Regions from separate parts of the Homo sapiens genome. Here region 2 is linked to region 1. Evidence: chromatin loops called from intact Hi-C (ENCODE). Cell type or tissue: heart right ventricle. All regions are shown on one strand. Links, peaks and the distances in the headings refer to the core of each region. The heading gives the core; the rest is flanking DNA. Region 1 overlaps ANKS1B (ankyrin repeat and sterile alpha motif domain containing 1B). Region 2 overlaps GAS2L3 (growth arrest specific 2 like 3).

The links. Peaks named below come from ENCODE experiments on the same cell type or tissue, not always from the same donor. Only the 100,000 strongest peaks of a DNase experiment are listed, where the experiment ranks them.
Region 2: it touches region 1 in a loop (22-fold over the local background); 2 of 110 quality-filtered maps call a loop at or near these places.

What each region holds. Positions count from the first base shown.
Region 1 is chr12:99,146,256-99,162,352 of GRCh38, forward strand. It overlaps ANKS1B (ankyrin repeat and sterile alpha motif domain containing 1B), which reads right to left. Exons shown (of 27, transcript NM_001352186.2): 15 at 8,034-8,140. Among named protein-coding and RNA genes, the nearest start is that of GARIN6, 490 kb to the right of the region's middle. RefSeq lists an enhancer at 8,366-8,865. In heart right ventricle, for the core only: no CTCF peak of the experiment used is centred there; a DNase peak (open chromatin) is centred at 8,493; H3K4me3 peaks cover 1,651 bases; H3K27ac peaks cover 641 bases.
Region 2 is chr12:100,623,757-100,639,853 of GRCh38, forward strand. It overlaps GAS2L3 (growth arrest specific 2 like 3), which reads left to right. Exons shown (of 10, transcript NM_174942.3): 10 at 1-4,532. The coding sequence ends at 1,134. Among named protein-coding and RNA genes, the nearest start is that of GAS2L3, 58 kb to the left of the region's middle. In heart right ventricle, for the core only: no CTCF peak of the experiment used is centred there; no DNase peak of the experiment used is centred there.

The DNA of each region.
Region 1 (16,097 bases), core at 4,532-12,531:
AAGCAGACATCTGAATAGATAAAAGAACTGTGATGCAATAGAATAAGGACTAGCTTAGGGCTAAGAACAGAGCACCGTGGGTGCACAGAGGAGGGACAGTTACGCCAGCCAGACGGCAGGATAGTGTTGGGGAATACTTCCTGGGGGAAGTGATGCTTAAGCTGATTCATGAACAATGATACGCAATTAGGTGAAGAAGGAAGAAAAAGGAATTCCAAACAGAGGGAACAACAGGCTTCCTTTGCAGCTGTGTTTTTCTAGTTCCTGTGCCTGTGCAATTCCTTGCTGAAAATATACTCTAGTCGGCTTGGTTAAAGCAAAAACACCCTCTCTAGCTCTCGTCAGACTCCTGAAGGTTGGATCGTGCTCTGAACAGCCTCAGCTATTGGCTGGCTTCTCTTTAAACTAAACAGGCCTTCAGAAACCCTTCATGTAGCCACCTGCCTGATCTCCTCACTCCCTTTCTCCTGCTTTCTTTCTTTTCTTCCTGTCCTTCCTCGGTATCTGCTTTCTTCCTCCTCTCATTAAACATTTCCTATGTCTACATGTGTAAACTATGGGCTGTGCCTGGAGATACAGGGGATAAAAGCATACATCTAACTCATGAGGAGCTCGAAACTGAAAGTAGGGTCAGCGAGCTATGGCCCATTGACCAGATCCGCCTGTTTTTGTAAATAAAGTTTTATTGGAACATGCCCACGCCCATTTATCTATGTACTGGCTATGGCTGCTTTCATGCTACAATAGCTGTGTTGTGTAGTTGCAATAGAGACCATGTGGCTTGCAAAGCCTAAAATATTTACCATCTGGCCCTTTACAGAAAAAGTTTGCTGGCCCCTGTTCTAGTGTTTATATATGGCAGAAGTGGTGGGGATAGATGGACAAGTAAAGAGGTAATGTACCCCTGTAAGATAAGTTTTTCAAAAGGGTACTATAGAAGGAGAGTTCCTAACCCATACTTGGAGATTGAGAAAAGAACTGAGAGCTAAAAAAAGTGACAAGTACGCTTAGAGCTAAAGGATAAAAAGGAGTTAAGAGGGAAAGGAAGATCATTCTTGGCAGAGACAGTAGCATGTGCAAAGCCAGGCAATGAAAGAAAAACATGCAGTTCTCTATTGCAAAAAGAGGAAGCGGTGAAAGATAAGGCAGGAAAATCAGTTTGGGCCAGGTCATTAAGGATCCTAAATATGAAAACCATATTAAGGATTTTAGAAATGCCCTATAATCTCTCCCATAGGTAACTGAGAACCTTTGAAGGATTTTAAGCAGAGTAGTGCTAAAGCAAATGTGTGCTCTAGAAAGATCACTCTGGCTGTAGGATAGTTAACATTTACTGGGCATTTATTCTATGCCAGGTCTGTGCTAAACGCTCTTTGCATTTGGAAATATCTATTGAGTAGCTGGACAGCACTGGGAACCAGGTAGAAAGAGGTGAAACATGGAGAACAGATATGGATCTATGAGAACCAGGGATCTCCCTAAGGGATGAAAAGGTGTAGAGCACCACCCTTATTTGGAGGCATGAGGAGAAGTAGAAGAACAGGGGTGATTGCAAAGGGGAGTATACTGTCATGGAACACAAACGGGGAGTAAATAACAAGGAGGAGTGGATAGTGAAAATCAGATATTGTAAAGAGAGCTAAGAGAAGAAAAGTGGAAGAACAAGCAGGGGGCAGGGAACTGGTAAGAAGCAGATCAGAGCTGACTTAAAAGAGAGCAATTTCAGCAGAAAAGTTGAGAAACAAGCTGGATTATAGGGTTAAGGAAGTGGTTGGAAGTGAGAAAATGGAGGTCACTGCCACTGAACACTTGTTTGAGAGATTTGTCTTTTTAAAGAAGAGTAGAAATATGACTGTGGCTGGATTTCTTAAAATTAGGCTGTAATTCAGCAGCTTTGGTAACTTTTCTGATTCATGAGGTAAATTTCTCATCTCAAATATCTGGTCATTTGAAGTAATACTGGAGATCAAATTACGCAAATATGCTGCATGACTAAATTAAAGGCCTATTCATGTGAGCATTAGTTAGTAATGGGAGTTGTATTATATACTGCATTATTAGAAAATGGGGCAGCATATTTTAATGCTTAAAAATTTAATCAGAGCAACTTCCAGAAGGAGGAAAAGGCTCCTTTTTAACACAAGATTTGAATCATGGCAATTTTTTTTTTTTTCTGAAAGCCATTCTTCTAAGATGGTCATCCCTGCACATGCCCTCATTTCTGACTTTCTGCTGCACAAGCAATCAGTATTCGTGCAAGGCTAATGGGATATACAAGAACAATTAGTAGCTCTGCCAGCGCCAATATTGTACTTGCCTCTTTAAAGAGCTCAAAATATTAAATAACAATTGGAAAGAACATTTCTTCTAGACTACTCATTAGATTGATTTTACAGATGAGTAAACTGAATCATAGAGAAACAAGATAGTGGAAATGAGAAGTCTTACTTTGGTTCTATCTCACACCACTGTAAGGCTGTGCCTATTATATCTGTAATTAAGCTGTTGTCCAGATAAACAATAATTCCTGCTTGGCTTTGACTTTTAGATACCAACAGATATTTAAATGCCGGCAGTTGAAAAGGTTATTTTTTTTTCTTTCAAAAGTGGGTTTGTAACTATTGGCTTAAATTATTTTAGAAAACTATAGCTGTACTTTCAACATAAGGCCACCCACTCAACTCTGAGCCTAGACTGTTTGAGAAATAAGAAGGTATAGGAAATTTGGCAGGTATTTTTCTCTTGTATCTTTAAATCTCAGTAAGTTCACAAAATTTTCCTAACCAATATTGGAACAAGAAATTATCACGGGGGGAGGGGGGTGACTAATCTCACCTTTTAAGGACAATTAATTTTTCTACTTCACAAGTTTAACTTCTTATTTGGATCACAATATGCTACTAAGATACTTAAAAGGTCATTTTTTCAGGCCAACTGCAAATGATGTTTTCATTATAGAAAAGTTATGTAAAAGTGGAAAAGAGATGTAAGTCCATTAACGTGTAAAATGCACCATAGCAATGGGAAAAAAGTTTTAATGAAATACGTATGAGCTCTATCATGCGCAAATGTTTTGTTGAAATGGATGACTCCAAGAGCTCTGTGGTTCCACTTCAGTGTCTAATAGGCACTACTCACTTTAACCTTCAGCAAGCCCTTTATGAATGCTATCCACCCAAGTGTATGAAAATGCCAATTCATGTAGGGCTATCAGTATTATTGTTATTTCTTATTCTGTAAAGGCTGCATTTTGAACATTTTAATAAGGGTCAAAGCATTCCAAGTCAATCTAGATGGCAATTGTTAGAAATGCAGGAGGTGCTTTAAAAAATGAGTTGGTAATAATTTCATTCTTCTCCCATTTTGATTAGTTTATAAATATAACTGTCAGCTAGTTATCATGGTGAGGTTATTGGTCAGTCCTCCTCCAAGTAATATAAACTCCTTAATACAGTCTTCAGACTATGAATCTACCATAACATTGCCAGTGTTTTGATATCATCAGTATCTTCATCTTCCTTTATTTCAAGCTATGATAGATTTTACCTCTTCTATTATCTACTGTAATTTGCTGCTGACACACCAATTGCTAGTAAATACATATGTTGAGCGATGGTGATTATGTGAAGAATGAGGGGCAAGATCCCTGTGGTGTAGTGTGTGTGCACCCATGTGTGCATGAAGAAACGTGTGTATGTGTGATGTGCATGCAAATAATATAGGTCTGAGGGAAATACTGTACTCCCCTTGAAGGTAAGGGTCATGTCTTATTCACTGTTACATCCCTAGTACTTAACACTGTCTCTGGCACAGAAATGATATCTAAGGAGTGCTTGCTGCATGAATGAGTGAAGGGTACTAATGGTCCATGTTCCCATTGGCAAAATAAGGCTTCCAGTTTAAAAATGAGACTGGAGGTCCACCTACAACAATCTGTTGTGCTTTCAGTTTTTACAGGCTGATTTCTACGCACACAGCATTATGCTGGGACTTGTGAGGAAAGCAAGGAAACTGAATACACAGAACTTGGACTTGAGAAGCTTTCAGTCTAATTGGGGAGACAAGATACATACAAGTGAAAACTTAACTCCTAATTCTAGAGAGAGAATCATGGCATGCCAAATGTATTTTTTTCATGTCAAATGTAACCACTGCGTGAGTTCAGGAGAAAAGAGCCTGTTCTGTACTGCAGCCATTAAAGAAAGCTACCTAAACTAGGCAAGAATTGAGTTATACCTTTGAGGATAAAAGACAGCAGGGAAGGAAAGGAAATGTCTGTCCAGGAGGAGCGGGTAGAGAATACAGATGAGCAAAGTTATTAAGATAAGAATAGATTCTTTGGGACTTAAAATTTAGGAAGCAGTCATTAGACTTTGAAAAATAAATATGATGGTAGAGACAAATATAACAAGGAAATAAATAAGCATGCACATTTTGTATAGTAATCACTTCATACCTAAACTCCTTGGTGAAAAAAAATGTCGAAACTTAGACACATTCTCTATGTTGCAAACTCAGGGGAAGTGAGTGAAATGTCAGAAGGCATGGCAGCATTCCCAGAGGTTAGTGAGTATCAGGTAGGCTTTGCCAAGCAGGAGGGAGGTGATGATATTTGACTTCTGAGGGGATAAACAGGTAAGGTGGGATCTGGGCAGATTTTCAGACAAAAGATTCTGTTGTGAAGGGGCTTCTGGTTTTAACATAGATGTGACTCTCCTTAAGTCTTAGGTGACCTGATGTACTTCTGAAACTATTCATTGATTGTACAAATTTCTATTTATTTTACATTTTTAAGGGCACAGAAGGATCTAAACTATGTGCACAACTATTCTACAAACCAAACTGAAAATCAAAATGAAATACACAAAGGAAAAGTTGTTTGAAATTTTGTCTTTAAGATACAGGGAAAAAATCACACATCAGTAAAATCAAGGATAAATATCAGCCTGAAGGAGGAGCAATAATTGACAAATATTTAAAAACAATTGGGGGCCAGGTGTGGTGGCTCATGCCTGTAATCTCAGCACTTTGGGAGGCCAAGGCAGGCGGATCATTTAAGATCAGGAGTTCTAGACCAGCCTGGTCGACATGGTGAAACCCTGTCTCTACTAAAATTACAAAAATTAGCCGGGTGTGGTGGTGCACACCTGTAATCCCAGCTACTTGGGAGGCTGAAGCAGGAGAATCGCTTGAACTGGAAAGATGGAGGCTGCAGGGGGCTGAGATCACACCACTGCATTCCAGCCTGGGTAACAAAGTGAGACTCCCACTCAAAAAAAAAAAAAACCAAAAACAAAAAACAACTGGGGTCTTTCTTTTCTAACCATATCTAGACATTGGTGAAAATAGTCCTTATTAAAGATAATAATAGCTATGGAGATAAATCATCCAAGTGTTGCATTTATGTGTGAGAGTATGTATGTAGAACAGATTTAGCAAATAATTTTTAAAGCTTTCAATAAATACTTTAAGTGACTTATATGGACACTTTAAATGCACATTCATTAATGGATTCTTGATTGAATAAAAAATTAACTCCTGAAAATATTTCCTAAATAAAGTACATCTATGCATGGATGCACTATGATGTTTCAACCAACATTAATTATACCCTTTTGATTTCTACTGTCTTGTTCAAAAACACTAATAAGACATGCACTACATCATAGTTAATAGGAGTGTGGTGCTTGTTGCTTAGGCAACAGGAGGAATAAATGCAGGTCAGAATGTGCTTCAAGAAAAACAAAAGCTAGAATATGATACTGAGTGGAGACTAAGCAAGTCTAACAGATTTTTCACCACATTAAAGAAATATGTTTCTTAGAGCAAGCCAATCATATTCATGTGTTTAACTAAGTTTGCAATTACATAAATTAGATTATGTAGATCAATAAATAATTTTTATAAAGGTAGAAATTAATCGCTTATGATACTAGTAGCAAATAAATGGTGTATAACAGCATGTAAAGCACTAATTGATTATACCACTTCATGATTTGCTTCATTTTCATAATTAATTAACTCCTCTAAATGGCAATTCAAAGTTTTTTTAAAAGATAATTCTGTCTCATGAAGAAAGTATTTGATTGGCCCATCTAAGTTAATAATATTTTCTTATTTTCTAGAAAATTATACCAAATACTTTGAATTAAACAAGTAAAGAATATAATCTATGATTAGACCTTGGTTACATCATGTATATCCAGGATTTTGCCTTCCATATAAATTTTGAAGTGCTTATACATGATTCATTCATGAATAATTTTTACGATCTCTCTTTGAATGCTTATTTGAAACCTGTTTGATTAACCTTTCAGTTCGAGGCTTTCAAAAAGGTATTATATTTGCTCATAAGTGTTTAACATTCAGAGGAAAAATAAGCTGAATTAAAGTCTTTCAGCTTGGCCAAATGATCCAGGAAATCCAAAGACCTAACTTCTCATGGGACCAGAATAAATTTGGACAAGGGTTTCAGGGTTGGGAATGAGAAACCCTTATTTCAAGTAGACATAGGGAGAAATAATTAAGATATTGAAATGTACAGTAAACATAAATAATAAAAAAAGACTTCAATTCTGTTTGATAGTTCTTCTAATTCTTAATGCCATCTGTTTAGTGTCCTAAGTCTGTCCTAAATCTGCCCAGTGTTCTAAGACTTTCATAGCAATTGAAGAACTTTCACTTTTTTCCATTTCAATACCCAAATATCTTGTCTATATAACCAGTGACAGTACTTGATAAACACAAGAAAAATAACAGTAGCTGCATATATCAGTATAAAAAAACCAACAAATCACTCATAAAGCATTCTGTGCATGCAATTACTTAGAGCTCATATATCTTACTATATTTATGTCTTTTTTATTTTTAAAAACTCTTGGGCATACATACTTTTGGAGAAGGAGCAGAAGTTGAATAATGTTAATAATCTTCAAATCTATAATATTCAAGTCAACCTCAGAGAAAAATAATCTAAGATAGAAATTAAAAAATCTAATCAGCTGTCACTATTGTGTTATCATTTCTGGTACTAGTAAGCTGCAGGTGTCAGCCCTATTACTGTATTTAGGCAGGGCTATTACTTATTTCCACAAGTCATTTGTGTGTTACATGCCTGTGTTATGTAGGTCTCTCTAAACTTAGGGATCAGTGATATGTGTGATGGGTACTTAAAAGCAAGGAAAGGTAATAGAGCTGTGACGTAGCTTAACAAGGGGAACTGATGAGCACTGGGGGAGGTATGGGAATGATTAGAAAGCTGAATTGTCGGTTTGCACAGTTCCCCATCCTCCTTCCTCACCTATATGCAAAACGGTGGAAAGTTAGCACATGCCAGGTTTAGATTGCATGTAGACCAGAATTCAGAAGTACATGACTATACTTACTCCACCAACCTTTCTTTCTAAATATTGACAGCTAAATGACCAAAGTGTTTATTTTCCACCTAAAGTAATAAACAATACTTCATCGCTCTTCAATCAGCAAGTGGAAGTAAACGCTCTCCATAATTGACCATCTGAAGCAGTTTGCTAATGAACTGAAGGTTGTCCACATGATTTAAACTGCTTATTGAACAATTATCAGGAAAAGAAATGATCTTCACACCATAAACACAACAAATTGTCTCATTAACCACTAAATGCTGATGCTCAAGTGAAATAATATAAGAATCAAGAATTAGCTGAAGAGTGATATAATCCGAGTATTCTAAGATTACAAATTTATTTAAAAAATCATACCAAGAATGACAGGGAGAATATCAATATTAATCTTCTTTCACTGCCTATAAATAGCACTCTCACCAGTTCATTCATATAACACATATGTATATGGATACATACAGATCTCATTTTTTAGCAAGAGTCTATATGTACACAGCAAGTTCAGTCCTAAGGGCATCCAATTTTCCAATGCAGTTACATATATAAATCTGACCAGTTTTGGTGCAAATCAGGCTGCCTCTGAGCCATGTAAGACACATAAGAAGCAAAGACAGACAAAAGGCAGCTCCGTGGACACAGAGAGCTTCTTACCATAAACTGCACATTGTCAAATCCATTAGCCATCAGGTGGTTCTCGTACTGAGGTAGCCCAATGCTTTCCAACCATTGTCCCACTGTTTGGACAGGGCATCTGGGTCCTGTAAGAGGATGAAGAGGGAAGCGTTTAAGCAGGGAGTAGCCGTCCACGGGGTAATAGCGGTAGTCCTGGGCTGAGAGGTGGCATTGCCACATCATGCCCCTGGGAAAGTTGCTATCAAAGGAGCCCGCCAGCTTGACAGATTAATGTTCTCAGCGAGAGAGCAAAGTCAGAAGTAAAACATAGTTTGCCAGGCAGGCTGTGGAGTATGACTTGATCCTAGCTCCACATTTCTTACATATTAATCTTTACTACCGACCAGTACGTCATACAGCCCCCAAAACCAGGCAGCAGAAGAAGGCATATCAAGCTGTCAGCTTGGGCTGGTCTGCGTTCTATGTGATTGTTGGAGTACTCCACAATGAGCAATGCACGGCCGGCAGCCAGAATTCTTTTTTATCAAGTACTCCTACACTCATCAGTATGCAGCTCCATGCTCCTTGCTCCCCCTCGCTCGCTCCCCTTCATTACCCAGCCCAGGCTACACCTCGCATTTTCAATAATAGCCATCAGATAAGGCAGATTTTTTTTGTCTGCAAGCTGTAAGCCTGCTGCTGCTGCTTCCTCCTACACACCCATCCAAGCGTCAATCTTGAATGATGAGAGCAGTCAAAACAAATGCAGAAAATAGCAAGATTCAAAAGCAAACCAAAGTGCTTAAATCTGAATTGAATCTTCATACTGGTTATACGTTACAGAGCTATTTGTTGTGGAATTTTACGTTTCAAAAGACACCAGGAAATGCGAAGCTTGAACTATAGCTTATAACAGAGCTCACGACAGGTTCCCTTTCTCCTTTTCCTTTCTTTCCTGTCTTTTCTTCTTCCTTTTTAAATGGAGCACAGATAAACGTTTCTGATCTGAAGCTTTGCAGTGTTTGGAGAATAATTATTCTGTTTCTTTACCATGCTATAGCAAAATAAGCCTCTCCGAGATATATATTTTTTTCTTTTTTGAAATACTGCAAAATACAGAAACTGCATCGCAATCTTGAAGTCAAGATAATTTATTTCTTGTTTGCATGGTTTCTTCCAAACAAAAGTATTATTAGGCACAAGAAATCCTTTTTCCCCTCTGATATTTATAACCCAATCTACCAGGGTTACCATTCTAAATTAGCTATAAAGGTAACATTAACTGGATAGATTTTTTTTTTAATAAAGAAGATGAGCCCTAACCCAAAATAATTCAAGAATAACAGATGTAAATGTGTGAGTTTTACTGAATGGCAGATAGACTGAGTAATTTATTTAATAATTGGGAGAAACCAGGGATTAAGAATAGAACCCACAGGACTAGATCATCAGAAGAAACAGACTCTTAAGATTGGGAGAGAACTTGCAGAAAGGTTAGTCTAACCTTCTTCCTAACGTAGGCATCCCTGGCTAAAATGTTCCTAGAGGAATATCTTCCAACTTCTACTTGAATACTGCCTGTAACAGAGCTCTTACTACTTCTCACGAAGCCTCAATTTATTAGAAAGATATTTCACTTCCTACCTTGCTTCTACTCACTGCTCCAGCTCTGCCTTCGGAGAAGCACAGATTGAGAACAGTGCCTCTTCCACATAAAGAGCTTTAAAATTTAAAGATAACTCTCTCATCCCCCCAGAGCAGCCGCCTGGCACATAGTAAGTGCCTAATACAAATTTATTGAATAAATGAAACATCGCTTTTCTTTTTTCCTCAAACCTCATCTTTCTCTGTTTCCTTTCTCTTTTTAAGGGCATTGTCAACTTTCCTGGCACACAGACATTAAACCTCAAAACATCTTCTACTCCTCTTTCACTACTGAAATCAGTCCCCAAATTCTATCATCCCTCTTCCCAGTGTGATCCATTCCCTTGATTCTATTTCCTGTTTTAAGTTTACAGAACTGCCACCTACATTGATTTTGTTCTCATAGTTCAGGCCCACCTAGCCTAGTGAAACAACGACTTCTATATTGATCTTTCTACCTCTAATATTTAAAAAATCAATTTTATGCATGGTGTCAGAATAATCCCTTTAAGACACAGTTTTGATTACTACTCCCTGTCTCAAAACCCTTCTGTGGTTTTCTGTTGTCTTCAAAATCAACTCCCAACTCCTCTGATGACATTTTGGGGTCTTCATGATTGACTGCAGTTCATCTAACTTTATTTCCACTTTTCCACTGCCCCAGACAGGCAGGATTACTTGCTGGTCTCTAAAGGCAGCCCATAATGGGCTTTGGTTGGTTTTATTATGTCCCCACATTTCTGTCCATTTGTTGGCTTTGAATCAGTTGCTATTTCCATTATGAAACCTCTTCTAATCTTCTCTACCACGAATAAATCTCTTTCTTCTCTGTCTTAAATGGCATTTTTAGACCCTCTATTGTAACAGATATTTTCTGCCTTCAATTTTAGTTGTTTGTGTCTGACTTATTTTTTGAAAGCAGGCAATATGCTTTGCTAATATTTCACATAGTAAAGATTCAGTACATACCTGCTAAACAAAATAATGTAATTTCATGATCCAAAGTACAAAAAATTCTATTTTCAAATTTAAAAAAAGTTTTAACTCTATCCCAAGTCTCTAAATTATTTATTTAAAATAAGATAACTTGTTTTTTAAACAGATTTTTTCATGTCTGTCTTTTAGCTCATCATCCTCATCCACTTTTTGAATAAGCAGCCCTGGGTGGACTGCATAGTACTTGATTATATTTTGTTGCTGATTGGTCCTGGATCTTTTAATAACATCAAAGAGTTTGTAGTAGTTTATGAATCAATTTTAATAGATTCTAGTTGCTCAACATTACCTATAGGAGAAGCTAAAAACAAGATACTATTTGTCCCTGGCCAGCTCTAAAGCTGTTACAAGGTGGAAGAAAAGGAAAGTCTCAATTATAGCTTCTCCTAGGATCACAGCCACAGTGCTTCACCTGGTCATTTTGAATTATAAATAGTTGAATATACTACATGGAAATTGAGCAAACACGACAATGACACTTTGGCTTGGCAAGGCACATGCTGATTGGCCAGCTCTTCAAACCTGTTTCATCTGTTAAAATGCAAACCAGGGGCCAAGTACCTGGCAGAGCACGATACACATCCTGCTTATTAAATAAACTTTGTTAAATAAATGCCTGAGTAACTAAATGAATAAATGATATTGGAAATGCCTTTCTTGAGATTCTCATTTCTTAGTACAGAGAGAGGGAAAGAGGGAGAGGGAAGAAAAAATGTGTGTGTGCACAAAACATAGAGAGTGGACTAATAGACACTGGAGACTCAGAAAGGGGGAGGGTGGGAGAAGAGTGAGGGATGGGAGATTACATAATGGGTACAGTGTACACTATTTGGGTGGTGGGTACACTAAAAGCCCAGACCTCACCACTTTGGATATATCCATGTAACAAATCTGCACTTGTACCTCTTAGAGCAATAAAAATAAATAAAATTATATATTACAAAAGACAGTATATTTGTGGTGGGGATTATTTCAAGGTTCAGACTGCTATATAAGAACACAACTCAGAGAAAATACTGGTTATGAACTACTTTACAAAATTTATATAGACTGCCTGAATTTTATTCTTTTAGGTATTCAATCCTTCAATTTTTATTCAATAATTTTTACATGTTGACAAAATGTTATAATATATGGAGGAAGTGAGCTGGGAGAGGATGGGGTGAGGAAGGTATAAAAGAGAGGGAAGAAGGAAAAAAAAGAAGACCCTGAGTCATGTTGTTTGTTTGCGGTTTTGTTGAAGTATTTTCTCATGAGTCAAATCTCTAAAAGAATCTTGGTTCAGGTCTGAAGATCACTCTGTAACAGTGCTTAAATATATTACTCTCTTTACCTAAAATACTTTTATGGAGTCTTAAAATTCTTAAAGCATAACAACACACTAATTAGGCAGGAACTTTTATTCAACTAGAATGTCTTTAAGTTCCAAAAGTGAGACAAGAGGAGGGAAAGAAGAAACTGACCATTATTCTGGGCTACCATGTCCTAGGCAGTGTGGTGTGAATTATTATCCTGATTTACCGTAAGGAAACTGAAGCTCAGAGTATGTGGTGAAAACAGGAATTTTCTTTGTCATAGTCTTTTAAAAAATAATAATTCTAGGGGTTTTACTCCCATAATGGCAGTGTGAGGAGCTCCACAGGTCCAAGCCCCAGTCAAAAAACTTAACTTGAAAATTATAAACAAACAATCAAAAAACCCTACACAATCAGAAACCAAAAACAATGCCAACAAAAACCAACCATCAAAGTCTTTGCAAAGTGTCCTAAGAGCATATAATGTAAAAATGTTTATTCCAAAGACAGACACTAAAACTTGGTAAAAACAGATTCTGAGATTCTGTAGCACTTGAGCCATAGCTCCCTCTGGCCCCTCCTTCCCTGCAACTCATCTCCATAGATGCTCCACTTTGGATGGATGTGTCCAAGAGAAAGGGCTCCCCTTCTCCTCAAATCCCAACCAAGCGGCATGGGATCTCATCAAAAGGAGCAGGCCAGCATTTCCAATTTCCTCTAAATCTAAGCTGTAGAGGTTCAATTCCTGGTGAGTGTGGCTGAGAGGTCAGGGGCTCCTTTCTTCCACCCAGACCCCATTCATAGAATAGAAAGTTCATCCCAGCTGGGTCAGGCCAAAAATACTGGGATCTTCACTGCCCTCGACTGCTTACATATAGGGTAGAGGTTCCATGCCCAGAAAGGTAAACTAGGAAGACCAGAGGCTATCATTCTTGCCCCATGCCTGGAAGAGTGGCTCAACGATTTTGCTTAAAGGGAGAGTCAGTTTATAAGAACAAAAAGCTCTAAAGCTTTCCCCCAAGAGGTTGACTTATTTGTTTGTTTTCAATTTTTGTTTTGGATTTAGGGAGTATATGTTCAGGTTTGCCACGTGCGTATATTGTGTGATGTTAAGGTTTGGGGCATGAATGATCCCGTCACCAGGTACTCAGCACAGTACCCAATAGTTAGTTTTTCATACATTGTCCCCCTCCATCCTTCCCTACTCCAGTAGTCCCCACTTTCTATTGATGTCTTCTTCATGCCCATGAATACCCAATATTTAGCTCCCACTTATAAGTGAGAACATACAGTACTTGGTTTTCTGTTCCTGCATTAATTTCCTTAGAATAATGGTCTCCAGCTGCATCTATGTTGCTGCAAAGGATATAATTTTTTTTCTTTTTTTATGGATGCATAGTATTCAATGGTATATATGTACCATGTTTTCTTTACCCAATTCACCATTGATGAGTACTCAGGTTGATGCCGTGTCTTTGTTATTGTGAATAGTGCTGCGATGAACATATGAGCACAGATACCTTTTTGGTAGAATGATTTATTTTCTTTTGGATATAGACCCAGTAATGGGACTGCTGGGTCAAATGGTAGTTTGTTTTAAGTTCTTTGAGAAATCTCCAAACTGCTTTCCACAGAGTCTGAACTAAGTGACATTCCCATCAACAGTGTATAAGTGTCCCTTTCTTCTGTAGCCTCACCAGCAGCTATTATTATGCCTCTTAGTAATAGCCATTCTGACTGGTGAGAAATGGTATCTCATTGTGGTTTTGATTTGCACTTCTCCGATGATCAGTGACGTTAAGCATTGTTTCGTATGTTTGTTGGCCACTTGTATGTCTTCTTTTGCGAAGTGTCTGTTCATGTCTTTTGCCCATTTTTAATGTGGTTATTTATTTTTATTTGTTCAATTGTTTAAGTTCCTTATAGATTCTGGATATTAGATGTTTGTTGGAAGCATAGTTTGTAAATATTTTCTCCCATTCTGTAGGTTATCTTTTTACTCTGTTGATAATTTCTTTTGCTGTGCAGAAGCTCTTTAATTTAATTAGGTCCCACTTATCAATTTTTGTTTTTGTTGCAATTGCTTTTGAGGATTTAGTCATAAATTCTTCCCTAAGGCTGATGTCCAGAATGGTGTTTTCTAGGTTTTCTTCTAGGATTCTTTTTTTTTTTGAGATGGAGTCTTGCTCTGTCACCCACGCTGGAGTGCAGTGGTGCTATCTCAGCTCACTGCAATCTCCGCCTCCTGGGTTCATGCCATTCTCCTACCTCAGCCTCCCGAGTAGCTGGAACTACAGGCACCCACCACCACACCAGGCTATTTTTTTTTTTTTTTTTGTATTTTTAGTAGAGATGGGGTTTCACCATGTTAGCCAGGATGGTCTCGATCTCCTGACCTCATGATCTGCCTGCCTCGGCCTCCCAAAGTGCTGGGATTACAGGCATGAGCCACCACGCCCAGCCTCTTCTAGGATTCTTATAGTTTGAGGTCTTACTTTAAATCTTGAATCCATCTTGAGGTAAGTTTTGTATATGGTCAAAGGTAGGGGTCCAGTTTCATTCTTCTGCATATCGCAAGCCAGCTATCCCAGCATAATTTGTTGCATAGGGAGTCCTTTCCTCATTGCTTATTTTTGTTGATTTGTCAAATATCAGGTGGCTGTAGGTGTGCGGCTTTATATCTGGGTCCTCTATTCTCTTCCATAGGTCTATGCATCTGTGTTTGTACCAGTACCATGCTATTTTGTTTATTGTAGCCTTATAGCATAGTTTGAAGTCAGGGAATGCGATGCCTCTGGCTTTGTTCTTTTTGTTTAGGATTGCTTTGGCTATTCAGGATCTTTTTGGTTCAACATGAATTTTAGAAAAGTTTTTTCTAGTTCTGTGAAAATGGTAGTTTGATAGGAATAGCACTGAATCTGTAGATTGCTTTGGGAAGTATGGCCATTTTAACCATATTGATTCTTTCAATCCATGAGCACAGAATGTTTTTCCATTTTTTTGTGAAACTGAGGTTATTTGACACAGAGTGTGCGGAAGTTTAAGCCTAAACGTGTTATCAAAATCAATGGAGGTTACACAGTGGCTCATTCCTGTAATCCCAGCAATTTGGGAGGCTGAGGTGAGAGGATCACTTGAGTTTGAGACCAGCTTGGGCAACATAGCAAGCCCTCTATCTCTACGAACAATTAAAAAGTAGCCAGAGATGATGGCATGTGCCTATCATCCCAGCTACTCGGGAGGCTGAGATGGGAGGACCCCAAGGCTGCAGTGAGCTATGATTGCACCACTGCACTCCATCCTGGGTAACAGAGCAAGACCCTGTCTGTAAAAAAACAAACCAAACCAAAACAAAAAAATCCCCCCCAAAACCCAGTGGAGATATTCTGGTGACAAACAATCAAAAAGTGGCTAATAGCTACAGTAGGGAAATAAGCTAAATGGTAGGTTAGCTAGTTTTAAAGAAACAGAGAAAGACAGTTATGAAGAGCCCTGTTGAGGTCAAAAGAAACTTCAAATACTAGCTTCAAAAATTCCTCCTTCTCAAATTTAATTGGAGCAGACTCTGGAGCAATTTATAGCTGACGGATTGTCAAAAACAATAGAGCAATCAGCAGGCAATTACTGGAGTCTAATATCTGGATGTGATATCAAATGAGATAGACAACAGAAAGATTAGGAAAAGAGACAAAGAGAGCCCTGCTATAACCACTGCCATCCCAAAACTGTGCAGATGGCCAAGGCTACACCCTTGAGAGGATAAATACAACGTGATGCATCCATACTATTGACTATTACTTGACAATAAAAATAAATGAAGTGCTGATATATGCTGCAAATTGCATGAACCTTGAAAACATCATGCCAAGTGAAAAAAAAAAGCTAGTTATAAAAGACCATATATTGTATAATTCTGTTTAAATAAAAGGTCAAGAATAGACAAATCTATAGAGACAGAATGTAGATTAGGGGTTTCCTAGGGCTGGAGAAGTGAACTGTGGAAAGTGACTATTAATGGATTTAGGGTTTCTTTTTAGAGTGACGAAAATGTTTTAAAATTGTGATGATGGTTGCACAACTCTGTGACTACACTAAAAACAACTGAATTGTACCTTTTAAATCAGTTACTTAAATTATATATATGTATTTATATAGTATATCAGTAGAT
Region 2 (16,097 bases), core at 4,891-12,890, 1.5 Mb after region 1:
AATCCTTTGTCAGCAGTTAACATGTTTCAGAAACAAAATTCAAAACCCAGCGTGCCAGTTAGTATTCCAAAAAGCAAAGAAAAACAGGGACGTCCACCAGGTGCATTGGTGCCAGCATCTTCACTGAAAGGAGGTAATCTGGGCTCTATGTCAGTCCGTTCTAAATTGCCAAATTCTCCAGCAGCATCTTCTCATCCCAAGCTCAAGTCTTCAAAAGGCATAACGAAGAAACCGCAGGCTCCTTCAAACAATGCATCATCTTCACTTGCTTCATTAAATCCAGTAGGTAAAAACACTTCTTCACCAGCTTTACCAAGAACTGCACCTTGTATATCTGAGTCACCGAGAAAATGTATTTCATCCCCCAATACCCCCAAGGCCAAGGTTATTCCAGCCCAGAATTCAGCAGATCTGCCCGAGTCCACACTTTTGCCAAATAAGTGTTCAGGAAAAACTCAACCTAAGTATTTGAAACATAATCATATTTCTTCCAGAGATAATGCAGTATCTCACTTAGCTGCACATTCAAATTCATCCTCAAAATGTCCCAAGCTGCCTAAAGCAAATATACCTGTAAGACCTAAACCTTCTTTCCAGTCCTCTGCAAAAATGACAAAAACCAGTTCCAAAACCATAGCCACGGGTCTAGGAACACAGTCTCAACCATCCGATGGAGCCCCACAAGCAAAGCCAGTCCCAGCACAGAAACTTAAATCGGCCTTGAATTTAAATCAGCCAGTTTCTGTGTCCTCAGTTTCTCCTGTAAAAGCCACACAGAAATCAAAAGATAAGAATATAGTTTCAGCTACCAAAAAGCAGCCTCAGAATAAAAGTGCATTTCAGAAGACAGGACCCAGCTCCTTGAAGTCTCCTGGCCGTACCCCACTGTCCATCGTGAGCCTACCCCAGTCTTCTACCAAAACACAAACTGCACCGAAGTCAGCACAGACTGTCGCTAAGAGCCAGCATTCAACTAAAGGGCCTCCCAGAAGTGGCAAAACCCCAGCTTCAATCAGGAAACCACCCTCATCTGTTAAGGATGCAGATAGTGGAGATAAAAAACCTACTGCAAAGAAAAAGGAAGATGATGACCATTATTTTGTCATGACTGGAAGTAAGAAACCTAGAAAATAAATACATACTCATTATAAAAAAAGAGAAAAGGAAGAATGAATGTGTTAGCTTCACATCTTAAAAGTTTCTCCTATTTGTGTCTGTCTAAATAGGTGCAGACACTAAGGATAGTGAGGATGGAGGCTGGGATGAGGAAAGGGTTCATCAGAATTCACATATCTGAATTCACTGGAAAGAGCCCTTCTGAAGCAAACAGTTGTAAAATCACTGCAAGGTTTTTATTAATAATAGACATGTATATGATTTTCAGTCTATAGCATCTTTGTTAACATCTGCCTTTTGCAGGAAATGTAAAAGTTATTTAACACTACAAGAATTTTAACAATAGTTGCTCTATTTTTGAATATGTATTAAATATGGAGTTCATATACCTGCTAATATCAACGGTGGTGCTCTTACTATTAGTTAATTGCATTTTGGTTAAAAAAAAAAAAGCAACAGTTTGGCACTTGTCCTACAAAAGGCACCTAATTTAATTTTCTGATCAGGATTGCCTGATCCAACAGTGCTAAGTCATGGCTGCTGCTGACTAGCTTGGCATTATTCTGTGTTAGGTAGAATTCTTATTATTTATTTTTTTAAGCTTTCCAAATTGGAAGGAACTGATTGTTTCATGTGGCTTATATTTACATTGGTAATATTTTGTCACCAATATTTTTGGTTAAAAAAAATCCAACAAATTAACTTACTGAAATATAAACAAATTTTGTAAACAATTTTTTATATTATCTATAAAAACGTAGACACCTTATGTTTCACATGTTGTGCAATGTGACAGGGGAAGCTGATTTAGTAGCTTTTAGCATATTAAAAATAATTTTTTATAATGTAATTTCCTGTGAGTGCAGACCTGACATTTTACATTAAAATAATGTGAAACATCAGAATTATGTTTTAACAACTTTAAAATTAAGATGATGTTAAAATAATTTTAGAGTTATGCTATGTAAAAATTCTATCATGAAATTATTTTTCTCTAGATAGCACAATACCAATTTTAATTAATTTCTTCCAATTAGGTTACTTTTCTTTAATAAAGTTATGCTGCCTTCAGTTTTCCAATGGCAAGTAGACAGGATATGTTCAAGGTTTTCTGCACTGTAGGCACAGTCTCTCAAGCATATCCTGATCATGTAATGACTGCATAAACTCCATCAACCTAAGGTGATACTTGTAAATAATTTATTTTTAAGGGATGGTGACTTTAAAAATTATTAATGAACTTTGAGAAGTTTTAAGAGTGCTTTTAAAACTTCACAGTATTGCCAATTATCTTAGGTTATTCAGTATTCAGGTTTGTGTTTCTCTGTTTTAAACTAAAATGTGTTTTCTGAAGAAAAAAATAATAGTTTACACAAATGTACAATCATAGAATAAGCATTTTAAGCTGGCGACTAGTGTTCTATAGATTACAAAGCAAGAAAACTTTCTATGAAGATAAATGACCTTTTGCCTGAAGAGTACAGATAAAATCAAAGATGTGTGCAAGCTAGTTTTTGGAAGAAGTGATGCTTCTCTTCTTTAAAGAGACAGTCACCAAATACTTGGTTTAACTCGACTATTGACTTGGGCATTGAGAGAGATGATATATACATCTTTGGAAAGTGAAGTCAATGTTCAAGAGGTGATAGAAGCTTTACTTTTTAGTGATCAGAAATATTTAGTGCATCTTTTCAGACAGGAAGAATTTTATCATCAAGTATTCCCTTATAAAACCAAGTAACACTTCTTTATCAGTAACTTTTAGAACTTAAAAGAAAGCAAAAAGTAAATGGAATTGTAGGCAATTTATGAATCCTAGTAGATTTTACAATATGTAATTTATGTTGTTTACAGTATATAAACACTAAGTTTTGTGTTAAATGTGATCAGGAATAAAAGTATCCCACAGGCATCTGACACAAATTCCAGAATTAGCCAAAGAATTGTTTATTTGAGGCCAGGCAATCCCAGCATTTTGGGAAGCCAAGTTGGGCAGATCACGAAGTCAGGAGTTCGAAATCAGCCTGACCAACATGGTGAAACCTCTTCTCTACTAAAAATACAAAATTAGCCGGGCATGGTGGCACATGCCTATAATCTCAGCTACTCAGGAGGCTGAGGCAGGAGGATCGCTTGAACCCGGGAGGCAGAGGTTGCAGTGAGCCAAGATTGCGCCACTGCACTCCAGCCTGGGCAACAGAGTGAGACTCTGTCTCAAAAAAAAAAAAAAAGAAAAAGAAAAGAAAAAGGTTTATTTGAATAATTGGAAGTCAGTTTATACATTACTATTTTTCAGCAGTAGGGAATTTCTCCAATTACATTCATGTTGAATGAATTTTTATTTATATATAGCTTACCCTTCCAAAATAAAAGTGTTTTTTTAATGTTGTTTTGTTTTGTTTTGTTTTTTTCCTTTTTTGAGACGGAGTTTCACTCTTGTTGCCCAGACTGGAGTGCAGTGGCACAATCTCAGCTCATTGCAACCTCTGCCTCCTGGGTTCAAGTGATTCTGCTGCCTCAGCCTCCTGAGTGGTTGGGATTACAGGCATCCACCACCAGGCCCAGCTAATTTTTTTGTATTTTCAGTAGAGATGGGGGTTTCACCATGTCGGCCAGGCTGATCTCAAACTCCTGACCTCAGGTGATCCACCTGCCTCAGCCTCCCAAAGCGCTGGGATTACAGGCATGAGCCATCACACCCAGCGAAAAGTTTTGTTTGAATAAACAATATCCGAAAGACAATTAGTTTCTTCAGATGTATTTTGAAATTCTCCTAAAGAGCTAGTGTTTCTATTCATTTTCACAATTTAAAAACAGCTCTTAACATTGCTGAAGTTGGGAGAACTTTCCATCTCTTCTTAATAACAGTGCAAGATTTTGTAAATTCTTTTTTGTGTTTAATGTTTAATAAAACGAGTATTAAGCTTAAATTACTGAAGTACCTGGGAGAAGTAATGATGTGTACTTTCAAAAAAATGGAAAATGCTTTTATTTTATTTTCTATAATTTGTTAACATGATATGTAAAATTAAACTTCGGAGCACAATGAAATGCCGATTATTTTTACCTTGTTTGGGCTTAAAGTAGGTATTTAAGGTTTATGTGTTCAAAATGCCTTGGTAAATTGGATGACCTCTAACTTTACTGTCCATATGGAGTTTGTCATTCTTTATGGATAAGAGAACTTAAGGAAAAGTTACTGTTTTTCTTCAGTCTTTTTATATCTATCTGATTTAAAATCTGTTACTTTATTAAAAGGCTTCAACAACAGGTTGTTAGGATGTAGTCTTACATCCAGGTTCACATAATAACCCCATTTGAATCCAAATTTGTGTATATTTTCTTATGCCAGCAGTATTTGTATCCAATTTTAACTTAGGTTTGTTTTCTTGAGTATTAAAATTTAAACATATATACCAAGGTCTCAGTTTGCTTTTTTGGTGTATTCTGAATACAGTCTGATCACTTAATTCATGTTGGAAATTGCATATAGGAAGAATTCATAATTTGAGAAGAGTGCTGTTTAAAATGCTTTCTTTATATTTGTGGAATTTATTTCACTGCACCCAGGAGATTATAAGGCCTTGTCATTAATCAACAGTATTTGTTCCTCAAGTTGCTGTATATGCTGGATGTTTTTCCAGAAAGACCAGACTCACATTTAATAATGTTTGAAATAATAGAGATAATTTGTTGGTTATCAAGGTAGAATTCTATAGGTCATACAAGCATTGTGTTCACCAAAGATGACTGATATCAGGAATTTCCAATTTTCAATTCCTGTAATCCTGTTTTAATTTCACACTTTGATACAGTTAGTATATTCTTGCATACTCATCTTTTTCCTATATTCATGACCAGAGCAATTATAAAAAGCAGTTAATTCCATATATATTTCCTGTGACATTTCCAAAAAAGGAAACAAAAACAACGTAGACAAAATTTTAATTGTATTTTCCTAACCCTTTGTGAATGTAAAATTTTATAACCTAAAATTCATTTTATGAAATTTTGGGTAACATTGGGAAAATATTTATTTATTTATTTATTGAGACGGAGTCTCGCTCTGTCACCCAGGCTGGAGTGCAATGACACGATCTCGGCCCACTGCAACCTCTGCCTTCCAGGTTCAAGTGATTCTCCTGTCTCAGCCTCCCTAGTAGCTGGGATTACATGCGTGTGCCATCACGCCCAGCTAATTTTTTGTATTTTAGTAGAGACGAGGTTTCACCATGTTGCCCAGGCTGGTCTCGAACTCCTGAGCTCAAGCAATCCACCCATCTTGGCCTCCCAAAGTGCTAGGATTACAGGCGTGAGCCACTGTGCCCGGCCCGGGAAAATATTTAAAATGTGCCAGTAAGTCTGAAAATATAAAGGCACACATTTTATTAAATTTAAGCTGTTTTCTTAACACTGTTTTGTTCTTGTAGAAAAACACAGTAAGACTTGAGGAAATAATACATGCAAAGATTTAGTTATAAGGATGTTAATTATAGAATATTAATATTGGTATAGCCATAAAGTAACAGTCATTAAAAACATTGTAGACAATGACTTATCTTAAAATTAGTACATGTGATGAAGTGGTTTGTCTTGAGAGACTGCAGTGATAAAACATTATTATGTAATATTTCTTCTGCATTCGGCCAGGAATAGCACAGTACTTGTTACATGGTATATGGGCTCAATAAATGTTATCTATTATATTTAACCTCTTGTGGGTAGTCTTTTAGGGTTTCATATGATACATTTATTTAATATTTTCTTAAATTACTTTAGGTAAATTATTTCACAAATTATATTGGAATGAACAAATAGAATAGAATGAATTAGAGTTGTGTATGACTGTTGACTTCTAGTAGTGAAATGTGGCAGTGTTAAAACTCTAGTATCTACTCAAACCATCATTTATTAATACCTACTGATTTTTATTCTGGGAGATAGAGGAATAAGACAATCATATTCAAGAACCTTGGGTTTATATAGCACTTTGCAAGTCACAAAATACTTGTAATTACATAACATGCAATTTTTCCAACAGTTCCATGAGATGGGTATTATCATTAGAATGTAAGCACCAGGAAGGTAAGAATTACATCTGTTTTGTTTACCACTGCTCCCAAAGCCCAAACCAGTCCCTGGCACTTGGTAGGCGTTCAGTAACTATTTGTTAATAAATGAATGAACTCCCTTTTTTACAGATGAGGAAACTAAGGCTCAAGAAAGTTGTTAGTCAATATAAAAATACCTACTGGGTTAGATTAATTGAATTTTATTTAAAGGATGATTTTTTAAAGCTTTTTATACTTTTCCACAAAGTGTTGAGTTGTACTCCACGTTAATATCCAGAAATAGGACTTACGTAGCATCTTTAAAAAAACACCTGGAATATCACCTCTTGCTTTTTCTTTATTTCTTAGAAAAATCTTGTTTTTGAATTATACTTTATTAGATATTATAAACTTGAAGATTTAGAGATTAGCATATTCTTGTATTTTCTAGTTTAATATTTATAAATCACTGTGTACAGAGCTTTGTTCTTGGAACAATGAATTATTGCATTCAGTCCCAGGACAATACAATAAAGGTGCTCTGTAAATATTTGGTGGATAAATGAATGAGAAAAAAGTTAAATCTAGCACAAAATGCTTATGCAGTATTGGCAATTAAATTTTCTGACAGTGCAATAGAAATAGACATTGATCAAAGTTACTGTAAGTAACCCTAGAACCTCCTTTAAAAAAAAAAAACATTTAAAAATAAGTGATTGTCTTCTGAGTGAGCAGGTTTCATATGCTTCTCCCAAAAGAGAAAAAAATGTAAATTTCTTTCACATAGCCTTGAAGATGTGATACGAAGTTGTATTATGTAGATCCCTTTAATAATTCATTGCACCATGCTAGACATGCCGGAATCCAACAATGAATGGTTAAAGAATAGGCTAACCTGTGGTGTGTTTTGGAAGGGGAGTGAAATGTGACATTTAAAATTTTTATTTTAATCCCAAGCACTGAAATTAAATGAAGCAAGTGTCTTCAAACAGCAATTTGCAGTGTTTCCGTTTACCCTAAGCATCAGAAAAAGCATCTTTTGAAGTGTGAGTGCATGAAGCCCCAGGACTCCTTACAGGTAAGGGGGAAAAAAAAATCAACCCTGCTGAGAATTATAGCCTTTGAAATCTGTGAGGCTCAATGGGGAAGTTAAGGGAGAATAGTTTGGAATCCTAAGAGGCGATACCAGCAGATAGGTGCCAGGCATTGTTCCTTTGACTTTACCCATTATTTTCCCCCATCCCAACTCTTCACCTGGCACACAGTTACCCTTCGTGTCTCAGCTTAAATATCATTTACTCAGAAGCCTCCAGACCCTCCAACCTTACATTTTTTTGATCATTGCATTGCATCTAACACTGTAATTTCCCATTTACTTATCTAAATCTCTCACCAAACCTAGAATGAGAACTCTGTCTCACTTGTTCACAGTTGCACCCCTTGTATTTAGCACAGTGCCCAGATGTTTGTGGAAGAAAGGAAGGAGGGAAGGAAATATCCTTTTACTGATAGAAATAAGCCATCAATATGTGTAAAGAGAACCTCTAGCTTGATTTTGTTGACCCACCTACAGTGCAGGGATTTTTCCTGAGAAAATGGTGTGGTGGAGTTTGAAGAAGCCTGCAGACATAACCTGTTTTAGAGAGGAGAGGAGGGAGGGGAAAAGAGGGCAGTTATGAGAGGCCTTAAAGTTACGGATTTCTTTTGTTGCGTTAACATCTAGAGATTGTAGTATTTTTACAGAAGAAAGATGCTGGAAACGTCCCAATTTATTGTCTAGGTTTTTTTTTTTGTTTTAAAATATTTATTTTCAGGGTTGTGAGAGGCTACTCGGAGCGTAACACTGACATAGACTAGCAAGTGTCCTGCCGCCACCCAAGTTAATCCTCACAGGGAACAGAGGAGGAAACTCAGTCTGTTAGTTTTATTTCTTTAAAATCAATCTCTCAGCAGCAGAATGAAGTCAAAATAATCGAGATAGTCATCTCAGGGCGTGATGGTAATCATCCCAGGTGCTAGCCCCTTCAACAGGTCCTCGATGTACTGAGTCTAGCACAGTAAATTCCTTTTATTATATGTATTTATGATTATTTCTAAAGCAGTCTCCTTGGCCACAATGCAGTGAGACATCATTCATTTGCTCATTTAGCAAACAAGCTCTCTGAGCACCTACTCTGATATCAAGTGTCTACTCAGACACTAAGTTAGGTGCTAGGGATATCACAATAAGCCTAATTACTGCTGTTAAAGCGATTACAATCTTCATTCCAGGGTTGTCTTTTTTTTTTTTTTTTTAATGTGATGTTCTTTTTGACTGTAGCCCACTCACTTCTTTCTTTGTGATATATTTTACTCACGGGATAAAATACCTCCATGAGAGCAGCTTGTGTTTTCCCATATTGCTTCAGATTGGGAGCCTGTAAAACTTAAAAAAGAAAAAAAACTGATATTTGTATCTCAGCCTCAAGAACAAGAGTCATTTACTGCTAAGCGTTGTTACTCAGAAAATACAATAGTGAGAATCAAGTCCTAAACAAGTGAATGAAAACATGAAATCTGAGCTTTCTCTGGGTAAGCCATTAGTTTAAAAATTAACTCACATCCTGATACAAGGATGCTTTTCTAACTCTCTAAAATATTTCCTGTGACACTGGGAATCGATTCCACCCTGCTCCCTCCATTAAGCTCTACCTCAGTCTTAATAAGTAAACCGTGATAACAGAGATGAAATCTCAAACCAGCTTCCTGTGTGATGGGCTGGTCTCCCTACAGCCATTTCAATTATGTAAGAGGAGCACAGCTTTGAGCAGGTGCTCCCCATGATTCGACATTTATGTCTTGTCCCCCTGCTCCAGCAGATGACAGAGGAAACTTGTTCTGTAAAATACATTGCTATGAATCACAGAACACCTTCCAGACCTTTGCATCCTCCTGGCTGGCCTGTAGCCCAAGAGACCCAAAGACGTTCTGGAAAGATCTGGTGTGTTTACTTCAGCTCTTATGGCTGCAAGAACAGAGAGTCACTTTAGCTTTCTTGAATAATGTATTGGTTTATGAATACATGCAACCAAAAGGATAACAAAAATCTGGTAGCAACCCAGAAATCTATGTACACTTAGTCTCACAGAAGATGGAATTAGAATCATTCAGAAGTGTAGGAAACTCTAGAGACAGGTAATCTTGTAGCAGGACAAGCTGCAGACAAAACCCCTCAGATACCAAATTAAAGAAGGAAGGGCTTTATTCGACCAGGAGCTTCGGCAAGACTCACGTCTCCAACAACTGAGCTCCCCGAGTGAGCAATTCCTGTTCCTTTTAAGGGCTCACAACTCTTAAGGGGGTCCGCGTGAGAGGGTCATGATCGATTGAGCAAGCAGTGGGTACGTGACTCGGGGCTGCATGCACCAGTAATTAGAACGGAACAGAACAGGTCAGGGGTTGATCTTTAACTACCAGGCCCAGGGTGTGGCGCCAGGCTGTCTGCTTGTGGATTTCATTTCTGCCTTTTAGTTTTTACTTCTTCTTTCTTTGGAGGCAGAAACTGGGCATAAGACAATTTGAGGGGTGGTCTCCTCCTTTATTCCCCATCTTTGAGAATCTCACTCATTAGTGGGAGTTCTCACTTTCATTCTCACTACCCATGTCTTCTTCCAAGACAGATGGATAGTGATTCACATAGTACACTTGTGCTGAATCATTTTGGCAAACTAAGGTAGCAATGAAGCTTTTTATCATTTGAAGAAGTACAGGTAGCAAACAAGGGAGCAGTAAGCAGGTTCCTATTACTATTATAACTCCTATTATAAGGGTTTTAAATCCTTCTAGCACTGGGAACCATTTTCCAAACATGGCCTCAGGATCAAATCCATGCCACACTTGCATGGGCACATACATGTGTCAGTTTTGTCATATCTCTAACTATGTCTTCAACTACTTGCCCTTGATCATCTATGTGTAGACAGCAATTATTAAGGTTAAATTTCCACAGACTCCTCCTTCAACTGCTAGCAAGTAGTCAAGAGCCAATCTACTTTGATAGACAGTATTTCTCATCTGAGTTTCTTGCTGGGCCAGAATAGTCAAGGCTCTGCCGGTTTAATTAGTGATTATTTCTAAGACAACTTCTAACCATATTATTCGGTTGATCATGTAAATGAGGGTCCGGTATCCCCACGAACCGTCTTGTGTCCAAGTAGCAGGCCCATAATATTGTATGATTCTCTCAGGGGGCCATTCATTATCTTTCCAATTTCCTATAGCTATGCTTCTCTTTTCGCTGGAAGCATAGACAGGGAAGCTCAGGAGTTCACCTGTCTTTATGGACAGTAGGAAGAAAGATGGTTTAATAGTGCCAATAACACAACTACCTGCCCACTGGTCGGGTAATTTGGCATAAGCTCTATGCCCACATGCCCAGTACAATCCAGTGGGGGCTGTCCCGTCCCGGTGGGACTCTGGGTGGATCCACACAGTTTTCAACTTTGGGAATTTACTAAATGGATTTCTCTCTGTGTGATTTGAACTCCACTAAGTGACTGTTTTTGTGGTACTATTATACAGTTTCTGTCCTAGACAACTAAGTCATCCTACAGGGTGAGTGAATTCTTTTCCTTCTCTAGGTATGTAATATTGTCCAATAATTGAGGCTTTCAGGACCCAGAAATTATCAGGGTGATTCTTTTGAGCCAGGAATGCATCAGGAACTGGGTTTGTAGGTACTAACTCTCAGGCTTCCCATGGCCATTGATCTCCCGTTACAGTTCCTCCACATACATAACATGAAGTGACATTGAGAGACTGGGCTACATGCTCGGCTAATTGCAAAAACAAATTTCTTGTTTTTCCTGGAATTTCTGGTACTGGCACATTTAGTTCATCATAGAAAGTTTGAAACACTGGCTCAGAAGAGCGTTTGTAAACTTCTCCTCGAACTAAGATATTTACTCAAGGATCCAGTCCGGCCCCGTCGATTCCTAAGGTCACACGCTCCCCGTTTTTCCAGCGAGGATCAAGGGGATTGGTTATTACTAGCTCTAAGCGGTTACATTGTCCCTTAGTACAGGAAGGGCCATTTTTTCCTTTCTGAAGGTGGACTGGATCCTTTTCTTTTTTTATCTAAGTGGCCTAAATGACACAAGACCAGTATCCACATTCATTTCCACACAGTCCTAATTTATGACAAATGTACTTATTTTCGGTCATATAGCCTTTATCCTAACTAAAAGAGCCACATCCCCTTCCTAACTTACTGCTATTAATGACAGCACAGACATCAAATTTCAAGATTATGCGTTTGGGCACCCCTTTTTCTTCTGTTGTGGCTAATACTTTACTTGTATCATTTATGAGTCCCCACCAGTCTTCGGTCCTTAATCTCTCAAAAACTGTGGACACGGGAGGCCCAGAGGGGTCATAACACACATCTGGCTCATCTGGCTGGTCGTTTCCTGGGCTACATACCTTGTACTGAGTGTCATTATATAAACATGTTCCCTATAAAGTTCCTAGGCATTCATAGTAACTATAGAACAGAAAGATTGTTTTAACTTGTTGCCCTACCTTGGTAACCTGATGTATACACTGAGAGCAGTCCTCCATGCGGGGAAAATCAGTGGAAGTTTTTACTACACAAGTCCAAATTATAAGGAAAATGAGTCCCACGATGATCCTTCTCATGCTTTGGCCGTGCGTAGATCAGTCAGCTTCTGGGTGTGACTGGAGCAGGGCTTGTCGTCCTCCTCAGAGTCACTTTGCAGGGGTTGTCCGGGCTTGGTTTTGCCTCCCAGGTTTCAGCGGCTGCAGGTTTCACACAGGTGTGGTGGATCCAGGCTGGGATTCCTTCTACCTTTACAGCCTTGAGGGTGGTCAGGATGACAATCTGAGGTCCTTTCCACCGTGGCTGCAAAGGGGCTATGTTCTAGTCCTTGATCCACATGTGATCACCTGGAGAGAAAGGGTGAACTGGGGAGAATAAGCTGATGGGACACCTCTCATTTACCCAAGTTGAGATTGTTTGTGTAATTTTTCCTAAAACCTGTAGTTGTCGCTGTAATTTAATTTCACCTAACTCTCAGGGAGTGCCTGGAAGCCCCCATAGGATGGGAGGAGGCCTATGATAACGGTATTTCATAAGGGGAGTATCCTGTTTTCTTATAAGGAGTGCATCTAATTTTAAACAATACCATAGGAAGGGCCTCTATCCACTTTTTTTTTATTATACTTTAAGTTTTAAGGTACATGTACACAACATGCAGATTTGTTGCATATGTATACATGTGCCATATTGGTGTGCTGCACCCATTAACTCGTCATTTAGCATTAGGTATATCTCCTAATGCTATCCCTCCCCCGTCCCCCCACCCCACAACAGGCCCCGGTGTGTGATGTTCCCCCTTCCTGTGTCCATGTGTTCTCATTGTTCAATTCCCATCTATGAGTGAGAACATGCGGTGTTTGGTTTTTTGTCCTTGCGATAGTTTGCTGAGAATGATGCTTTGCAGCTTCATCCATGTCCCTACAAAGGACATGAACGCATCCTTTTTTATGGCTGCATAGTATTCCATGGTGTATATGTGCCACATTTTCTTAATCCAGTCTATCGTTGTTGGACATTTGGGTTGGTTCCGAGTCTTTGCTATTGTGAATAGTGCTGCAATAAACATACATGTGCATGTGTCTTTATAGCAGCATGATTTATAATCCTTTGGGTATATACCCAGTAATGGGATGGCTGGGCCAAATGGTATTTCTAGTTCTGGATCCCTGAGGAATTGCCACACTGACTTCCACAATGGTTGAACTAGTTTACAGTCCCACCAACAGTGTAAAAGTGTTCCTGTTTCTCCACATCCTCTCCAGCACCTGTTGTTTCCTGACTTTTTTTAAATTTAATTTAATTTATTTTATTATTATTATACTTTAAGTTTTAGGGTACATGTGCACAATGTGCAGGTTTGTTACATATGTATGCATGTGCCATGTTGGTGTGCTGCACCCATTAACTCGTCATTTAGCATTAGGTATATATCCTAATGCTATCCCTCCCCCGTCCCCCCACCCCACAACAGTCCCCGGAGTATGATGTTCCCCTTCCTGTGTCCATGTGTTCTCATTGTTCAATTCCCACCTATGAATGAGAACATGCGGTGTTTGGTTTTTTGTCCTTGTGATAGTTTGCTGAGAATGATGGTTTCCAGTTTCATCCATGTCCCTACAAAGAACATGAACTCTTCATTTTTTATGGCTACATAGTATTCCATGGTGTATATGTGCCACATTTTCTTAATCCAGTCTATTGTTGTTGGATATTTGGGTTGGTTCCAAGTCTTTGCTATTGTGAATAGTGCTGCAATAAACATACGTGTGCATGTGTCTTTATAGCAGCATGATTTATAATCCTTTGGGTATATACCCAGTAATGGTATGGCTGGGTCAAATGGTATTTCTAGTTCTAGATCCCTGAGGAATTGCCACACTGACTTCCACAATGGTTGATTAGTTTACAGTCCCACCAACAGTGTGAAAGTGTTCCTGTTTCTCCACATCCTCTCCAGCACCTGTTGTTTCCTGACTTTTTAATGATCACCATTCTAACTGGTGTGAGATGGTATCTCATTGTGGTTTTGATTTGCATTTCTCTGATGGCCAGTGATGATGAGCATTTTTTCATGTGTTTTTTGGCTGCATAAGTGTCTTCTTTTGAGAAGTGCCTGTTCATATCCTCTGCCCACTTTTTGATGGGGCCGATTGTTTTTTTCTTGTAAATTTGTTTGAGTTCATTGTAGTTTCTGGATATTAGCCCTTTGTCAGATGAGTAGGTTGCGAAAATTTTCTCCCATTTTGTAGGTTGCCTGTTCACTCTGATGGTAGTTTCTTTTGCTGTGCAGAAGCTCTTTGGTTTAATTAGATCCCATTTGTCAATTTTGTCTTTTGTTGCCATTGCTTTTGGTGTTTTAGACATGAAGTCCTTGCCCATGCCTATGTCCTGAATGGTATTGCCTAGGTTTTCTTCTAGGGCTTTTATGGTTTTAAGTCTAACATTTAAGTCTTTAATCCATCTTGAATTAATTTTTGTATAAGGTGTAAGGAAGGGATCTAGTTTCAGCTTTCTACATATGGCTAGGCAGTTTTCCCAGTACCATTTATTAAATAGGGAATCCTTTCCCCATTGCTTGTTTTGGTCAGGTTTGTCGAAGATCAGATAGTTGTAGATATGCGGCATTATTTCTGAGGGCTCTGTTCTGTTCCATTGGTCTATATCTCTGTTTTGGTACCAGTACCATGCTGTTTTGATTACTGTAGCCTTGTAGTATAGTTTGAAGTCGGGTAGCATGATGCCTCCAGCTTTGTTCTTTTGGCTTAGGATTGACTTGGCAATGCAGGCTCTTTTTTGGTTCCATTTGAACTTTAAAGTAGTTTTTTCCAATTCTGTGAAGAAAGTCATTGGTAGCTTGATGGGGATGGCATTGAATCGATAAATTACCTTGGGCAGTATGGCCATTTTCACGATATTGATTCTTCCTACCCATGAGCATGGAATGTTCTTCCATTTGTTTGTATCCTCTTTTATCTCCTTGAGCAGTGGTTTGTAGTTCTCCTTGAAGAGGTCCTTCACGTCCCTTGTAAGTTGGATTCCTAGGTATTTTATTCTCTTTGAAGCAATTGTGAATGGGAGTTCACTCATGATTTGGCTCTCTGTTTGTCTGTTATTGGTGTATAAGAATGCTTGTGATTTTTGCACATTGATTTTGTATCCTGAGACTTTGCTGAAGTTGCCTATCAGCTTAAGGAGATTTTGGGCTGAGACAATGGGGTTTTGTAGATATACAATCATGTCATCTGCAAACAGGGACAATGTGACTTCCTCTTTTCCTAATTGAGTACCCTTTATTTCCTTCTCCTGCCTGATTACCCTGGCCAGAACTTCCAACACTATGTTGAATAGGAGTGGTGAGAAAGGGCATCCCTGTGTTGTGCCAGTTTTCAAAGGGAATGCTTCCAGTTTTTGCCCATTCGGTATGATATTTGCTGTGGGTTTGTCATAGATAGCTCTTATTATTTTGAGATATGTCCCATCAATACCTAATTTATTGAGAGTTTTTAGCATGAAGGGTTGTTGAATTTTGTCAAAGGCTTTTTCTGCATCTATTGAGATAATCATGTGGTTTTTGTCGTTGGTTCTGTTTATATGCTGGATTATGTTTATTGATTTGCGTATGTTGAACCAGCCTTGCATCCCAGGGATGAAGCCCACTTGATCATGGTGGATAAGCTTTCTGATGTGCTGCTGGATTCAGTTTGCCAGTATTTTATTGAGGATTTTTGCATCGATGTTCATCAGGGATATTGGTCTAAAATTCTCTTTTTTTGTTGTGTCTCTGCCAGGCTTTGGTATCAGCATGATGCTGGCCTCATAAAATGAGTTAGGGAGGATTCCCTCTTTTCCTATTGATTGGAATAGTTTCAGAAGGAATGGTACCATCTCCTCCTTGTACCTCTGGTAGAATTCGGCTGTGAATCCATCTGGTCCTAGACTTTTTTTGGTTGGTAAGCTATTAATTATTGCATCAATTTCAGAGCCTGTTATCGGTCTATTCAGAGATTCAACTTCTTCCTGGTTTAGTCTTGGGAGGGTGTATTTGTCAAAGAATTTATTCATTTCTTCTAGATTTTCTAGTTTATTTGCGTAGAGGTGTTTATAGTATTCTCTGACGGTAGTTTGTATTTCTGTGGGATCAGTGGTGATGTCCCCTTTATATTTTTTATTGCGGCTATTTGATTCTTCTCTCTTTTCTTCTTTATTAGTCTTGCTAGTGGTCTATCAATTTTGTTGATCCTTTCAAAAAACCAGCTCCTGGATTCATTGATTTTTTGAAGGGTTTTTTGTGTCTCTATCTCCTCCAGTTCTGCTCTGATCTTAGTTATTTCTTG